Regions from separate parts of the Homo sapiens genome. Here region 1 is linked to region 2. A link is a loop called in an ENCODE intact Hi-C map of the cell type or tissue named here. Cell type or tissue: Panc1. All regions are shown on one strand. Links, peaks and the distances in the headings refer to the core of each region. The heading gives the core; the rest is flanking DNA.

What was found. A loop is a pair of places that touch in the nucleus more often than their neighbours do. Peaks named below come from ENCODE experiments on the same cell type or tissue, not always from the same donor. Only the 100,000 strongest peaks of a DNase experiment are listed, where the experiment ranks them.
Region 1: it touches region 2 in a loop (4-fold over the local background); 13 of 110 quality-filtered maps call a loop at or near these places.

What each region holds. Positions count from the first base shown.
Region 1 is chr21:41,757,059-41,759,968 of GRCh38, forward strand. All of the region lies in intron 1 of RIPK4 (receptor interacting serine/threonine kinase 4), which reads right to left. Among named protein-coding and RNA genes, the nearest start is that of RIPK4, 8.5 kb to the right of the region's middle. In Panc1, for the core only: no CTCF peak of the experiment used is centred there; a DNase peak (open chromatin) is centred at 1,603; H3K4me3 peaks cover 938 bases; H3K27ac peaks cover 2,235 bases.
Region 2 is chr21:41,609,088-41,611,997 of GRCh38, forward strand. No RefSeq gene overlaps it. Among named protein-coding and RNA genes, the nearest start is that of PCSEAT, 30 kb to the left of the region's middle. RefSeq lists an enhancer at 1,382-1,676. In Panc1, for the core only: CTCF peaks have their summits at 1,462 (motif pointing right) and 1,695; a DNase peak (open chromatin) is centred at 1,474; H3K27ac peaks cover 2,216 bases.

The sequences.
Region 1 (2,910 bases), core at 114-2,613, 150 kb after region 2:
TCGTTTTACAGGTAGCACTGATAACACATGTGGGGGGTCCACGTGTGTGAATAATTCCACAGGCAGCCATGAGCCAAGGCTTGGGGGTCTCAGAGACTGCAGGTGCAGGCCGATAATCCCTTCTCCTGGGAGGAGGGAAGAGAAGTTGACGTTCCACTCAAGGTTGTAACTAGGCAACTAGGCCGGGCACGGTGGCTCATGCCTGTAATCCCAGCACTTTGACAGGCCAAGGCGGATGGATCACCTGAGGTCAGGAGTTCGAGACCAGCCTGGCCAACATAGTGGAACCCCCGTCTCTACTAAAAATACAAAAATTAGCCGGGCATGGTGGCAGATGCTTATAATCCCAGCTACTCAGGAGGCTGAGGCAGGAAAATCACTTGAACCAGGGAGGCAGAGGTTGCAGTGAGCTGAAATCATGCCACTGCACTCCAGCCTGGGCAACAAAGTAAAACTCCATCTCAAAAAAAAAAAAAAAAAGTTGTAACTAGTTATGTTCAAGGAACCCAACTCACCTTCTCCGTTTAAGCCCAATACCTGAGTTGGCCCAGTTATTCCTGAATCCAACCTCACACTCAAACTAATGAAACAGCATAGGTCCAAAGCATGGGGTTGCCAACAGCCAAATCCAACCAGCCATTTTTTAAAATAAAAAATATAGGCCGGGTGTGATGGCTCATGCCTGTAATCCCAGCACTTTGGGAGGCCGAAACAGGCAGATCACAAGGTCAGGAGTTCGAGACCAGCCTGATCAACATGGTGAAACCCTGTCTCTACGAAAAATACAAAAATTAGCTGGGCGTGGTGGCGCCTGCCTGTAATCCCAGCTACTCAGGAGGCTGAAACAGGAGAATCACTTGAACCTGGGAGGCGGAGGTTACAGTGAGCCGAGATCGCGCCATTGCACTCCAGCCTGGGCGACACAGAGAGACTCCATAACAAAAAAAAAAAAAAAAAAAAAAAATATATATATATATATATATAGAGAGAGAGAGAGAGAGAGAGAGAGAGAGAGAGAAAATGTAGTCAAATAGACATAACATAGTATTTATTATTTTAGCCATTCACAGGTGTACAATTCCCTGACATTACCCACATTCACAATGTGGTACAACCATCACCACTATCTACACCCAAAACTTTTCCATCATCCTCAACAAAAATTCTGCACCCATTAACCAATAACTCCTTCCCTCATCCCCATCCTCAGTAACCTCTTTTCTACATTCTAGGCAAATTCATATAAGCATAAGCATATAAAATTTGCCCTTCTGTGTCTGGCTTATTTCATTAAGCATGTTTTCAGGGTCTATTCACACTGTAACATATATCAAAACTTCCTTTTCATGGCTGAATAATATTCTGCTGCACGAATGTACTGCGTTTTGTTCATCTGTTCGTGGGTGCAGGCCATTTCCACCTTTTGGCTCTCGTGGATAATGCTGCACATCTGCACACATTGGGGGACAAACGCCTGGAGTCGTGGCTTTCAATTCTTTTCGATACATACCTAGGAGCAGAATTGCTTGGTCACAGTCTATGTGTCACATTTTGAGAAACTGCCAAATGGTTGCCCACAGCGTGCCACCACCTTGTTTGTATAAATAAACTTTTACTGGAAGAAAGTCTCACTCATTCATTTAAACACTGGCTGTGGCTGCTTTTGCACTTCAAAGGGGAGAGGAGTCCTTGCAACAGAGGCCCTGCGGCCTGCAAAGCCTAAAATGTTGCCTCTCTAGGCCTTCGTGGAGAAAGCTGACCAACCTCTGGTCTAAGGTCACTTCCCTGGTGCAGCCTGTGTTTTCACAGACTAGAATCCCAGTGCAATGGTCTGTATTGGCATCATGGGTCAAAAGTCTCAGAATGCGTTCAGAGTAAGAGGCTGAATCCCACGGACGCACGCTGGCCATGCAGGATCGAGATCAGCAGCCCCAAACACAGACATGGTAGAAAGCACCCAGGAAGCTGGCTGGAATGCTGGTTCCCAGGCCTCACTCCTTGAGAATGCATTCCAGGTTGGGGCTGGAAAATCTGTTTTTTTGTTTGTTTTTCTTTTTTGAAACAGAGTCTCGCTCTGTTGCCCAGGCTGGAGTGCAGTGGCATGATCCTAGCTCACTGCAACCTCTACCTCCCAGGTTCAAGTGAGTCTCATGCCTCAGCCTCCAGGGTAGCTGGGATTACAGGTGTGCCACACTCAGCTAATTTTTTGTATTTTTAGTAAAGATGGGATTTTGCTGTTTGCCAGGGTGGTCTTGAACTCCTAGGCTCAAGTGATTTGCCTGCCTCAGCTCCCAAAGTGCTAGGATTACAGGCATGAGTCACCGTGCCCAGCCAATCTGCTTTCTAATAATATAATAAGCTCCCTAAAGGAAATGTTCAGAACCACACTAGGAGAGATCCGACCTCCTATAGCAGGAAACCCAGCAGCTCCATGTCCACACACAGGCCACGCAAGGCAGCTGGCTGGGGTGGCCTCCAGACAATTCCCCCAGAATCCAGCGTCCAGCCCAAGTCCCTGCCTATAACCCAGTGTCCGCTGCCACAGCAGGGGGCTCTTCTGGAGCTCGGACACAGGCCTGCTCCTCCCAGTGACAAACCCGGGAGCAGGTGCTGGGAAATCACTCAGTGGCTCCCATTTCCTCGCCTGCTGGTGAATCCAAAACAGTGCCAACAGAACGCATCCATTTCTTAATGATCTGACCGCCCCTGCGAGAGTTCAGCCCCTCCTAGGCTTCCCTTACCATAGTGAAAACACTTTCCCTGCAGGAAAGGCCAGCAGGAACCCCTGGATCCTACTGTTTAGCTCTTGCTGTGGAAATTCCCATACATCGGACAGGTACCAAAGGCTCGGAGATCTCAGCCTGTCTGCCCCCCAACAATGCAAGCCCTGCAGCTAGGGCTCTGCGTCTC
Region 2 (2,910 bases), core at 294-2,793:
GCCTCTTGTGGCACCTTGTATGTGAGACGTGGCTGGTCTGATGGAAATGTGCCTTCGGTGTGAGGTGCACACTGGCTTCTAAAGGCTTAGTGCAGAACAAAGGCCGTCAAATGTCTCATTAATAGTTTCTATATTGTTACATGTTGAGATCATGATATTTTGGATATATACGGTTAAATAAAATACATCATTCAAGTTAATTTTACTCGTTTCTTTTTACTTTTTTTTTTAGATGGAGTCTCACTCTGTCTCTCAGGCTGGAGTGCAGTGGTGCAATCTCAGCTCACTGCAACAACCTCTACCTCCCAGGTTCAAATGATTTTCCCACCTCTGCCTCCCAAGTAGCTGGTATTACAGGCGCGCACCACCACGCCCAGCTAATTTTTGTATTTTTAGGCAAGACTGGATTTCACCATGTTGGCCAGGCTGATCTCGAACTCCTGACCTCAAATGATCCACCGGCCTCGGCCTCCCAAAGTGCTGGGATTATAGGTGTGAGACACCGCACCTGGCCTCTTTTTACTTTTTTTAAAGGTGGCTCCTAGGAAGTGCAGCACTGCCGCCGTAGCTGCTGTCTGTGGCCCCAACATGTTTTTGTCAGGCAGTGCTGTTGCCTGGGTTCAGGTTTCCTAACAGGCTTGACAAGGTAGGAAGGAGGGGACTCACCTTGGCACCCTTCAAGGACCCCACACAGAAGAAAGATTTCACCTTGCCCGGCCTGGAAGACTTAAGGTGCACGTTCCCAAAGAGGCTTCTTCATGGTGTTCACATTTGGGTACCAGGCCTAGAATGGGGCCACTCTAAGAGAGGCAGTTAATTAATGTGTCTCCAGTTAAGATGGCCTGGAAGGGAGGGGGCAGGCAAGAAACAAAATTCCCATTCCTCTTCTCTCTCCACTCAGATACAGCATGTGAAACAGGTGTGGTCCATATCAGATGCAGTACACTGGGCAGGGTCTAACAGGATAAGAGTTTCACGCAGGACACGACAGCATTCATGGCCCACAAAAGCTTTGGGTTGACGACCGTTGGGGAACAAATCTCGTTAATCTTCCAGTCTCCTGCAACTGGTAGAAGCAGATCTGTGTGCTGCACTTGGTGGGCGGAAGGCTGTCGAGCCATTGAAGGAGAAGGACTGTCTTCAGGCTGTTGAGGCCCCTGTCTGGCCTCGTGCAGCATGGAGGGTGTAGTAACGGGTCCCCAAATGCCTGCCGATAGGAGGCAGTTTGTCAGGTGTTTCATATGCTAGAACAAGCTCTGCTTATTGCCTGTGCAATCGCACTTACTGCCCTAAAGACCTGGGAATAAGTTGAAGAGCCTCTTGCGATTGCAATCTAACCTTCTTTTATGGAGTAAGACATTTTCTTGAGCTGTTAAAGATTTAGGTGTACAGCCCTGTCCAGCCAACGCCGGCTGCTAGGAAGCAGGGCAGTGAGAGCAGAAAGGGGAGACATAGCACTTTCAGCCAGCAGGGGACAGTGTGGTACACGTCTACGTGTCCAGTCCCCTAGGTCCTCGGTCCCCTAGCAGATAGAAGGTCCAGACCAACCGCCACAGTTGTGTATTGAGAAAGTCTGGGGGGTGCTTGGGGAGTTTGATTGTTACTTTCTTAGAGGCGATTGTCAATGGTAGAAGGAACACAAGGACTTCAGGTGATTTAAATCCTCTGCTTTCTAAAAAGGATTGATTCCCTGTTTCATGGTCCAAATTACAGGAATGCGCTGAGAACTCCTCATGGGAGGATGTTAACAGTCTTGTGCAATATAAAGGGTCATTAGAAAGTAAAAAAGGAGGCCGGGCGCGGTGGCTCACGCCTTTAATCCCAGCACTTTGGGAGGCCGAGGCGGCTGGATCAGGAGGTCAGGAGTTCGAGACCAGTCTGGCCAACAAAGTAAACCTGGTCTCTATTAAACATACAAAAAAATTGGCTGAGTGTGCTGGTGTGCGCCTGTAATCCCAGCTACTTGGGAGGCTGAGGCTGAAGAATCACTTGAACCCGGGAGGGGGAGGTTGCGGTGAGCCGAGATCGCGCCATTGCACTGCAGCCTGGGCAACAAGAGCGAAACTCCGTCTCAAAAAGAAAAAAAGAAAGAAAAAGAAAAGAAAGTAAAAAAGGAGAGATAACAGGATGGGGGCAGTAAGCCAGGAGCAAAGAGAAAAAATGAGAATGGGGTTCATGAGTTAAGGAGGGAATTAAGGTGCATGCAATAAATTATAAATTATACAAAAGTAAGTTGTTGTAGGTGAGCCACCTCAAGAAGAAAGGTCTTAAGTGTAATTCCAGGTCGTGAGAGCTGGACAGTCCCTGTTAGCTTTGCCAGGATGGATGTCTGCTGGGACATCTCAGAAACTTCTCCGAGGCCTGTCTGTTTACTTTTGTTTATATTTGTCTAATTATCTTTGTTTAGTGAGTATTACAAAAGCATGACTTACAAGACAATGTCTTCCCTCCTCTCCCAGGGAATCCGCCCTTGCAGCGTTTGTGGGTAGCCAAGGCTCAGCTGACCACTGCAGACAGCCTCCACCTCCCATACAGAACATACTCCTGAGCAAACAGGTGCAACCACTGAAGCCCACACCACATCCAGAGAGTTGTTTAAAAAGAGAAGACTCAGAATTCTCACTCACCTTTTAGATGCCATTCTCTCAGATACAGCAGCTTCATCCCTTTCTTTCCTTCTGGGCTTCCCCTTCTGAACAGCCTCCTGTGCTGGTGTTGAAGCCCAAGGAGCGACCTCTCGAGGGTGCTCAATGGGTGTCCTTCTGCCTCAGGATTCCACTTGTGCCTTAAGTGTATACGACGGTGTGTTTTATTGCACTGTGTTTTATATCACCTTAATTTTTCAATCACATCTGGAGGCACTCTGCGTCCTGTGCAAAGGGGGTTGGGAGTCTCAGTGTAAGGCGGAAG